2 separate regions of the Homo sapiens genome follow, and region 1 is linked to region 2. A link is a loop called in an ENCODE intact Hi-C map of the cell type or tissue named here. Cell type or tissue: mammary epithelial cell. All regions are shown on one strand. Links, peaks and the distances in the headings refer to the core of each region. The heading gives the core; the rest is flanking DNA. Region 1 overlaps STX8 (syntaxin 8). Region 2 has its middle 27 kb from the start of NTN1.

Evidence for each region. Peaks named below come from ENCODE experiments on the same cell type or tissue, not always from the same donor. Only the 100,000 strongest peaks of a DNase experiment are listed, where the experiment ranks them.
Region 1: it touches region 2 in a loop (19-fold over the local background); 5 of 110 quality-filtered maps call a loop at or near these places.

What each region holds. Positions count from the first base shown.
Region 1 is chr17:9,552,370-9,557,747 of GRCh38, forward strand. STX8 (syntaxin 8) reads right to left here. Exons shown (of 8, transcript NM_004853.3): 3 at 5,065-5,159. Among named protein-coding and RNA genes, the nearest start is that of STX8, 21 kb to the right of the region's middle. In mammary epithelial cell, for the core only: a CTCF peak has its summit at 2,601; no DNase peak of the experiment used is centred there.
Region 2 is chr17:8,991,524-8,996,901 of GRCh38, forward strand. No RefSeq gene overlaps it. Among named protein-coding and RNA genes, the nearest start is that of NTN1, 27 kb to the right of the region's middle. RefSeq lists enhancers at 270-339, 450-499. In mammary epithelial cell, for the core only: a CTCF peak has its summit at 2,894 (motif pointing right); no DNase peak of the experiment used is centred there.

The DNA of each region.
Region 1 (5,378 bases), core at 251-5,250, 560 kb after region 2:
ATCAAAAAACTTCTGCTACACAAACACTATCTTCTTCTTATTTTTCTCATGTTACCAAGTATCAGTGAAAACCAATAGACAGGGACAGTGTTTGAAAACCACTTCACCTCCACTGTAGCTACCAGGGGTTACCTGTAAAATCTGTTCAGTCAGCCTCTCCACAACCACATCCATTGGGGTTTGTTATGTAGTAATCACCACATCTGTCTATGCACTTATCTATCTACTTACCTATCTTTGTTTTTCCAAAAAATAGAGTAGAGAAAATTTATTTATAGATTTTTCTTTTTTTTTTTTTTTTGAGACGGAGTCTCGCTCTTTTGCCCAGACTGGAGTGCAGTGGCGCGATCTCGGCTCACTGCAAGCTCCGCATCCCGGGTTCACGCCATTCTCCTGCCTCAGCCTCCCGAGTAGCTGGGACTACAGGCGCCCGCCACCACGCCCGGCTAATTTTTTTTGTATTTTTAGTAGAGACGGGGTTTCACCATGTTAGCCAGGATGGTCTCGATCTCCTGACCTCGTGATCCGCACGCCTCGGCCTCCCAAAGTGCCTGGGATGAGAAAATTTATTTATAGATTTTTAAAACTTATTTCCAAAGGCCTTCTCCCAAGACACCAAAGTACTTTTTGACATCAAACCCCTCTGTAAAGAGATTTTCTTTATTCTCTTTAAAATAAGTAAAGGTGCTGCCTCCTGTGAAATGCCAACAAAAGGATAAGTTTCATGTGAAGCCAACTCTAAGAAGATGGTACTAAGTATCTTTAGTACTATCTGGAATTTCATATGCAGCCTCCCACAGCATAACCCTCTTCTCAGCTGGTAAGACAATTATAGTTCCTATCTCAAAGAAACACTGTGAACAGATGTTAAGGTCTTTCAGAAATTTAAACTCTCTGACTGCAAGACTTCGGTTTATTAATTGCACGCTAATGGATTCAAAAGCACAGAACTTCCATTTTAACTTGACTTTTATTCTTGCCAGGAGAAAAATACTTTTTCAGGAGAGAGCATAACATCTCATGCCTTAATTCCATGAATTTCATTGTTTAGAAAGCATTTGCACAGGACTTTTCTGGCAACTCCTAGTGTTCTTTGGACAAGTTCACAAGTGTAGAAAGGCATCAATTTATTAAGTATCATAAATTCTCAACTATCCAGCACAGTAAGGAAATGTGGTATTCAAATATTCACATTAAAAAAGTCACCAAACATTAATTATGCCTCAAAAAAAGGATTAAAAAGTCACTCCATTGGTGATTTATGAACAAACATTTTTCTCAACATCATAAAGTATACCTAATAAACCACAATGAACACTGTTTAATCTTCGGATGGTTAAGACGGTTCTTGAAGATTTGTATTATAAACAAGATTTGTCTTGGCAGTCCAGTAACACAACAATTCATAGAGAATTCTAGTTGAAGACATGCCAGGTGACAGCTGACTGTATTATTTCTACTAAAGTATAATTCAGCTTTTAAACAATTCACGTTGGGGCCACACAGCCTGTGTTTGAACCTGGCTCTTCCATTTCCTAGTTGTGGGGTCCTGGGTAATGACTAAAGCTCTCCAAGAATCCTCTCCTCAGTGTAGAAAACTCCTCTGCTGGGGCCGGGCACAGTGGCTCATGCCTGTAATCTCAGCACTTTGGGAGACCAAAGCGGGTGCATCATGAGGTCAGGAGTTCGAGACCAGCTTAGACAACATGATGAAACCCCGTCTCTACTAAAAATATAAAAATTAGCCGGGCATGGTGGCACATGCCTGTAATCCCAGCTACTCGGGAGGCTGAGGCAGGAGAATCGCTTGAACTTGGGAAGCGGAGGTTGCGGTGAGCCGAGATTGTGCCACTGAACTCTAGCCTGGGTGACAGAGCGAGACTCTGTCTAAAACAAACAAACAAACAAAAACAAAAAACAAACAAACCAACAAACCTCCTCTGCTGGAATTCCGGGTTATCTCTCCAACTTCATCAGTGACTTTCGGTGTAAAGTTTAACTTGGCCTCAGTATCTTTCTTTGTAAAGAAGAGAAGGAAGCACCAAAAAAATCTAATAATATGAGATTATTAGGACTCATAGATTGCTATCTATCTTAAATCTGGAAGATAACTGCCAGAGAATTATTTTAAATGTTTGGGAAGAAGAAGGAGGTTAGGGGAAGGGAAGATGGGAGGAACAGAAGGAGAATTAAAAAGAGGCCTTCATAATATACAAGCTACCTCCTTTCCCTTACATCAAAAGTGGCCTCCGTGGCCAGGCGCAGTGGCTCACGCCTGTAATCCCAGCACTTTGGGAGGCTGAGGAGGGTGGATCACCTGAGGTCAGGAGTTCAAGACCAGCCTGGCCAACATAGTGAAACCTTGTCTCTACTAAAAATACAAAAATTATCTGGGCGCAGTGGCGTGTGCCTGTAATCCCAGCTACTCAGGAGGTTGAGGCAGGAAAATCGCTTGAACCCAGGAGGTGGAGGTTGCAGTGAGCTGAGATCGTGCCACTGCACTCCAGTCTGGGCGACAGAGCAAGACTCCATCTCAAAAAAAAAAAAAAAAAAAAAGTTGGCCTCCCTGAAAATAAACAGGTTTATGAGCGCCCTCATGGGGTGGATTAGCTAAATGCCATCCCTAGTACTGGCTGCAGGTTGTTACAGTAGAAATAGATCAATTATTTGAAAAAATAAATAGAATTTTAAAGAAAGTTGTTGTATTCCAGTTGAATTTTTGATGTCTCCTGGTAAATTCTAAATTATCCACATTAAGACCCCTAAATATTTTTGTAATGTTTTAAATAACTCTTGTTCAGTGTTTTTGATGCTTACTGCTTAATTCAGTAATTTGGGAAGTAATTCTGGGACGACCACAAAACCAAAAATCTGCAAGATTTCAACAGATGGTCAGACTGTAAGCATTTAGGAGAACAAAGTCAATTATAACTGTGGTATTCTTAGTACTCTCTAATAACTAGCAGAAATTATTATTAATAGAAAAAAGTAAAAGCTCTTAATTTGTATATTTTTCTTGCCCTATAGGGTTAGCACATAAATAAGGTGACTAATAATGTTACCTTAATGGAAGCAAATGCATATTATATCATGAAACAATATGTAGTTACCTTTCTAATATATGTGTTTTAGGTAACACTAACATGAATTTACACACCTTGCCATGTGTAGACTTCCCAGTGCTTAGTACCGAAAGCAGAGGAAACAGTCCTGCCCATCTGAAACTACTAAAAATACAAAAATTGGGCCGGGCGCGGTGGCTCACGCCTGTAATCCCACCACTTTGGGAGGCTGAGGCGGGCGGATTACGAGGTCAGGAGTTCGAGACCATCCTAGCTAACATGGTGAAACCCCGTCTCTACTAAAAATACAAAAAATTAGCCAGGCGAGGTGGCAGGCACCTGTAGTCCCAGCTACTTGGGAGGTGGAGGCAGGAGAATGGCATGAACCCGGGAGGCAGAGCTTGCAGTGAGCTGAGATCGCACCGCTGCACTCCAGCCTGGGCAACAGAGCAAGACTCCGTCTCAAAAAAAAAAAAAAAAATTAGCTGGGCACAATGGTGCAGTGAGTATATTAGGACTTGTTGATTTGGGTAAAATAAAAACCCTTTATATGATAGACCAACTGTGCTGTAACAAATTACACCAGATGGAAGGTAAAGTATCTCAGAATATTCCAATTGCGTTAAAAATAAGGCTGTAATTGTTTGAAATTAAACTTTTATTTGAAACCTTAGTGGATCCGTAATTGAATGTCTAGAAAACCATGCAACTAAGCCAACTTTCCTGGTGATATAAAGGTGTTACAATGGGGGAAAATATTTTTTAGAACACTTTCCATTTTTTTATCTAAAAAGCTGTATTCCTGTATTTCCTTATATTTAAAATCTGGCAATATCCATTCCCTGAAATACCAAAAATTGGGTCTTTGGCATGACCTACTGACAATTTAGAGAAATGATGAGAGAAGACCAGTTTCAGGTAAGTTTTCAAACCAATATACACTTGGGTGTAAAAAGTTAGTGTAGGTAACAAGTCACGTATATTTTCCTAAATTGATCAGATTATGAATTTCTCTTTTTTTATTATTTGAGACAGGGTCACACTCTGTTGCCCAAGCTGGAGTGCTTTGGCACGATCTCGGCTCACTGCAACCTCCGCCTCCCAGGTTCAAGTGATTCTCCTGCCTCAACCTCCTGAGTAGCTGGGAGTACAGGCGTGCACCACCACGCCCAGCTAATTTTTATATTTTCAGTAGAGATGGGGTTTCACCATGTTGACCAGGCTGGTCTCGAACTCCTGGCCTCAAGTGCTTGGCCTCCCAAAGTGCTGGGATTATAGGCGTGAACCATTGCACCTGGCCCAGATTATGAATTTCTAAAATATATATATATATATATATATATATATATATATATATATATATACACATACATATATATATATATATATTTTAACACTTGGTAGGAGGTTAAGATGATGGCATAACTTGCTTCAAGAAGTCCCATCCCACCCCTTCCCCTCACACTCCCATACTAGAGGCAGTGTCTGTGCCTCTGGAGGAAAAATAAGGCACATCTCAAATCTACATAAACACGGGGCAGGTGGTGAGAGGAGAGATGTATGGTTTCTACTGGTATTGCCCACTCCGAAAATAAATGGATCATTAAAAACTCTGGAAACTCCCAGAAGCGGAATCACAGCTTAGGATGATCATGGAAGTTTTCCTGTTGGAGCAGTAGCTAGCCATGGTCAAGGCGGTCTAGACAGAGAGCAGTGTGGGGCTCCGTAAATACCGCACTGACGGAAAACATTAGCTTCCTGAACTGTACAGGTTATACCCAAATAAGTTAATTCCCTCGGTAGGTCTTGCTTTGCCAGCATATTCACTGTAAAACATGTAACAGACACTTAAAATAGAAATCAAGATTACAGGCAATATTTTGGAAACCAGGTCTTCCTCAAGCTGTGGGAAAATCTGGGTGGCCCAGATTCCTTCCTTTCTTAAAATACGACTGCTTTTCCTCCCACTCTAGAAAAGAGGTGGAAATGTTTACATGGATACATCTGATGTGTTGACACAGCTCTTAGCAATAAGTCCTTCAAAAGGGCGATCTTTTCCTTCAGGTTCTGCAACAAAGCTCTGATTGTCACGGTAAGCTGAAAAGAAAAGAACACATCCTAAGTATTCTAGTCCAGAATGTAGAATCCACAAAATTACATCACGTAAACACTACTTCACGGGCTATGATGCAACCAAGCAAGGGCTGGAAGAGATAGATACTCAGCCCCTCACGACAAACTCAGGGCTGGAAGGAGGCTCAGTGGTGCCCTGGCCCAGCTGCCAACCTACAGCTTGTACCCGCTCCACAACCTGGC
Region 2 (5,378 bases), core at 273-5,272:
GACAAAATCACAAGTACTGTTTGTTGACACTACTGTGATGTGTTGCCTACATTGATTATTCATGGAAATGCTAAATTTCAGTTGAAGATGAGTGAAAAATTAGATGCATATCTTTTTCCTCTCAAAGTTCAGGGACTCCGGGTTAAGAACCCTGAGGTGTAAATGGACACCGACTGCCACTAGGGGGTGCTGGTATTTTAGGAAGAGGCGTTTGCTCCTCCAGAGGAGAGAGGGTGAACTCCTTGAGTCTCTTTGCCCTTTTCTCTGGCGGGCTTCAGAACTCACAGCCCTGGAACATCTCCTCCTGGCCTCCCAGCCACCTCCAAACCCTCACAAGCACATCCTGTTGACAGTGGAGGTGCAACTCTTGGTGTGACCATCTATAACTCATGCAGAGGCCTCCTCAGTGAATCCTCTGACCACCAGCACTCAGAGGGGTGTACGGCCCAGTGGGTACCACTCACAGCACCTGAGCCTAGGTCCTTGCAGTAACCACAGTCCTGACTCTAGGCCATCGGGGCCAGCAAGAACCCACAAGACACTGCAGGCTCTGGTTCTGAGCAGACTCCTCAGGCCCTGCCCGGCTTCCTTCTGTGGTTGGTGGGCAGCCAGGCAGGTCCTGATGAAACCTGAGGAGGGCCACCAGCCTTTCTCCCCTCCATAATTGGGGGCCCAGCAGAATTGGATAATGGTCTGCAAGTTACCTGAATCTTGGGCTGAGACACCGTGGTAGTCAGAGCTGCCGAGCGTTCACAGATGTCTTGCCTGATTCCTCTCAGGATGAGAGTGGAAATAACTTTCTTTCTGGGCAGAGTTTGATGATATTGCTACATCATCCTCTGTAGGCAAAACAGCAAGAGTCTGCTATTCCCACCTTGTGCTTGCACTGGTAGGAGAGCCAGCTTTGAAACCACTCGAGGGGCAGTGTGACAGAGTGACAAAGGAGACTCCAGACAACTTGAATCAGAAAACCCACCCCTGAGGCCGGGCGTGGTGGCTCACACCTGTAATCCCAGCACTTTGGGAGGTCCAGTGGGGTGGATTGCGTGAGGCCAGGAGTTTGAGACCAGCCTGGCCAACATGGTGAAACCCCATCTCTACTAAAAATACAAAAATTTGCCAGGCATGGTGGCGCATGCTTGTAATCTCAGCTACTGGGGAGGCTGAGGCAGGAGAATTGCTTGAACCCAGAAGGTGGAGGTTGCAGTGAGCTCCAGCCTGGGTGACAGAGTGAGACTCCGTCTCAAAAAAAAAAGGAAAGGAAAGGAGGAAGAAAAAAGAAAGAAAGAAAGAAAAGAAAAGAAAGAAAGAAGAAAGAAAGAGAAAGAAAGAATGAAAGAAAGAAAGAATGAAAGAAAGAAAGAAAGAAAGAAAGAAAGAAAGAAAGAAAGAGAAACAAAAGAAAGAAAAGAGAAAGACAGACAGACCCGACCAGGCACAGTGGCTCACACCTGTAATCCTGGCACTTTGGGAGACCTTGATCACGAGGTCAGGAGATTGAGACCATCCCAGCCAACATGTTGAAATCCCATCCCTACTAAAAAAAGTACAAAAATTAACTAGGCGTGGTGGCATGAGCTGGTAGTCCCAGCTACTCGGGAGGCTGAGGCAGGAGAATTGCTTGAACCCAGGAGACGGAGGTTGCAGTGAGCAGAGATCATGCCACTGCACTCCAGCCTGGGTGACAGAGCAAGACTCTGTCTCAAAGAAAAGAAAACCCAACCCTGCCACTTACTTAGGTTCCGTTTAACTTTAGGTGAGTCATTTAGAATCCATGCCTCAGTTTCCTCGTCTCCCAAGTGGAGATAATAGCCCTGACCTTATAGGGTTGTTATTTGGGTTAAATGACATGCTACACAGAAAGCACCTAGAAGAGTACCCGGCCCATAGTAAGTACCAAGTAAGATTTTGCTATTATTAATAATTGGTATGAAATTGATAAAATGAATAAAATTCTTTCTCTCCTTGCCTCCACTTACCCAAACACCAACTCCACTTTCTTTCTCCCATCATGACTCTGTTTGCTCCTACAAATCAGATTCTTTTTCCCTTTTTAAAGAAAGAGTCTGATTTCCCAGCCTTGGCAACATAGCAAGACCTCATTGCTACAAAAAAAAAAAAAAAAAAAGCCAGGTGTGGTGGCACACACATTTAGCCCAGCTACTTGGAAGGCTGAGGTGGGAGGATGGCCTGAGTCCAGGAAGGGGAGGACGCAGAGAGCTGTGATTGAGCCACTGTATTCCAGCCTGAGTGATAGAGTGAAACCCTGTCTCAAAAAACAAGGTTTATTCCTTTTCACCCCAAACTTGTCCCTGTCCCTCCCTCATGACCTTCCTGGGAAGCATAGTAAAACATGCATCAGGGCAAGAGCCTGGAGACCTGGGGTTTAATTCCACTTCTGGGCTTCCCCTCCCTGAGCCTCAGCTAAACATCCAAGGATCCCTTTGTTTTAAAATATAGGTTGTGTTGGCTGGGTGCAGCAGCTCATGCCTGTAATCCCAGCACTTTGGGAGGCTGAGGTGGGTGGATCACCTGAGGTCAGGAGTTTGAGACCAGCTTGGCCAACATGATGAAACCCCGTTTCCACTAAAAATACAAAAAAATTAGCCACGTGTGGTGGTGGGTGCCTGTAACCCCAGCCATTCGGAAGGCTGAGGCAGGAGAATTGCTTGAACCCAGGAGGTGGAGGTTGCAGTGAGCCGAGATCTTGCTATTGCACTCCAGCCTCAGCAATAAGACCAAGACTCTGTCTCAAAAAAAAAAAAAAAAAATGTAGGTTGTCTTATTATTCAGGTAATGCCGAGGACAGCAGATCAGGAGACAACTACCATTGAAAAAAGAGTTTGCTACTCACAGTTCCGGAGTGGAAGGGACATGCCATGCCACACAGGGCCACACGGGGGAGCCCAGGGTTGGGCAAGAGGCAGAAGGAACAAGAGGAAATCAGGGCAGGGGCCTTAACTATGGTTTCGGAGGGAAAGGCAGGCAAGGCAAGGTTTAGGATTGGCAAGTGTGAGTAATTTTGGCGGGCTCCAAGGTATAGGGGATTTCTCTAGTTGTCTGACACTTGGCCCTGGGGTGACTAGGACAAGTCGTGAGAGTTTGGGTGTGGGCTCTGGATTGGTTGGTTTGCATATCAAAGGTGTGCTCACAGCGTAGTCTTTGCCATCTCTAGGGATTAACTAACCCTGGAAGGGACAGTCCCTCCAGGATCAGCAAACCCCAGACCCCAAAGCATCAAGAATACAGAAAACAAGAAGACGTAGTTAATATACCCTTCTACTATGAATGTGGTTTCATCAGCCACTTTATACATGTCCAACAATACATATTGCTGCTATGACATCATGACTTTTTATCTTCACAGGGGATTCTGACATAGGGGTTAAGGATACCGTCTCTGGAGTCAGACTACCTGGATCCAATGGTAACCTCTCTGTGCCTCAATTTGTAGCTCCCTCATTTTATAGCTGTGGGATTTGGGGGCAATTACTTAACCTCTCTGTGCCTCAGTTTCCTCATTTGTAAAATGAGGATGCTAGTTCCTTATTTCTTAGCACGGTGGCCATTAGAAAAACTATACTTGTAAAGAAAGCTCTTAGAACAGGCTGGGCATATAGGGAGCAATCAATACCTGACAACTATTGTGATTTCTTGATCATGTCAAGCTGCCTTCCAGATTAGAGTTTTCACCTCTGCTGTTCCCCGCGCTGGGAAGGCTCTTTCCCACTCTCTTCACCTGGGTAACACCTTCTCTTCCCTCATGTTTCAACTTAAATGTCACTTCCTCAGCGATGCCCCCACGTCCCAGGCCCCTAGCCTACCCAGCCTTTGTTATACTCTGTCACATGGCCCCTGCACTTCCTTGTAATGCTCATCATAGTTGCAATTGCACAGCTGTTTGTGTTACAGTTTATTGAACATCTGCCTGCCTTTCCCTGTAGACCGTAAACCTTAGGAGAGCAGGGACTGTGTCTGTCTGGTTCCTGCTGTGTCCATAGTGCCTGGCATACCAAAGGTGGTCAATAAATGTCTGTGCACTGGATAAACCACATAGGTTTACAGCTGCAGGTGCATGGATGCCTGGGTCAGAGGCCATCTGGACTCTTGTCTAATGGCAGAAATCCAAAGTCACAGGCTTCTGACCCCTTTGTTTGATGATGGGCTTCTGATGAAGGGCTTCTGGGCCCTTCAGCTGCCCTTTTCAGGCCAGGGAGTCTGGGAGGGAATTCTTGAGGATCAAAATCCATGTTGTAGATGACCAGCTGGCCTGGAGACATCAATTGGCAGAAGTGATGGAATGTGTACGGAAAGATGCAGCTGCCCTGCTCAGGAGGGACTTCATCCTTGCTTTGCTAAACCAGCTGAATTCCAGGAATACCAGCGAGGGGATTGGGTCATGTCATACCTGCCTCTCGAGACAAGCAAGCCGAAAGCTGAAGGGGGCAGGGAGGTGCTAGAACTGCAGAGAGAAAGGAAGGGCCAGATGTACGGACCGGAAAAAGCCCTGTAGCAGGTGGAGGTGAATATAATTAATGGAGCCCAGTGAGCAAGTCTGCACATGCCAACGTCAAAACCTCATCCCAAGGAGCCATGGTCTCACTAACCCCATCCCTGAGAGGGCAGAGCAAGAATAGTTTGAGATTGACATGCCAAGCAAATGTATAGCAGGAAATTCTCCTAAGCCAGGGGTTTGGTCAGAGGCCCTGGCCCCTGTGGCTAAAATCAGGATTATGTCTGTACTGATTTACTTCCCAGCTGGGTTTCAGGAAAAGCCTCAAAAAGACCACAGGGTTGTGCCTCAGATTGGCACATGAGGCCAGCTTCCCTTGGGTCTGTGCTTTCTGGACAAAAAGCTAATACGAAGGGAGATACTCAGAGGAAAAGGCCCCATCCCACAGCCTCCCTCTCTCTATAGCCCCCTTTGAGTCTTGGCAAGTGTATTTGTGACAGCTAGAACAAATCAAATGTATTTTACAAGTTTAGCCTCAAGCAGACCAAGTGCCAGCTTTGGTAGACATGTCCAAAGGGATTTTGACCCTGGACTAGTGGTTCTCAATGGAGATGCTATTGTTCATTTAGAGATTTGGGGGGTCGTGGCTTTGGCTGTCATAGTGATTGGCAGTCACTACTACCATTTAGTTGTCAGGGACCAGAGGTACTATATGTCGTCAATGCATGTAAGCAACCATTGTGCACAGGAAAGGGTTGTCAGCCTTCCCCTACAACTTTTAGATACCCCACTGGATATTCATGTAGATAAAATATAATCTGTGCTCAGAGCCTACCTTTATTTTGTTTATGTACACAAAGGTTTGGTTTGGTTAGGTTTTCACAATTTTAACATACACTGCAGTTTCCAGGAAGGCAACTTTACC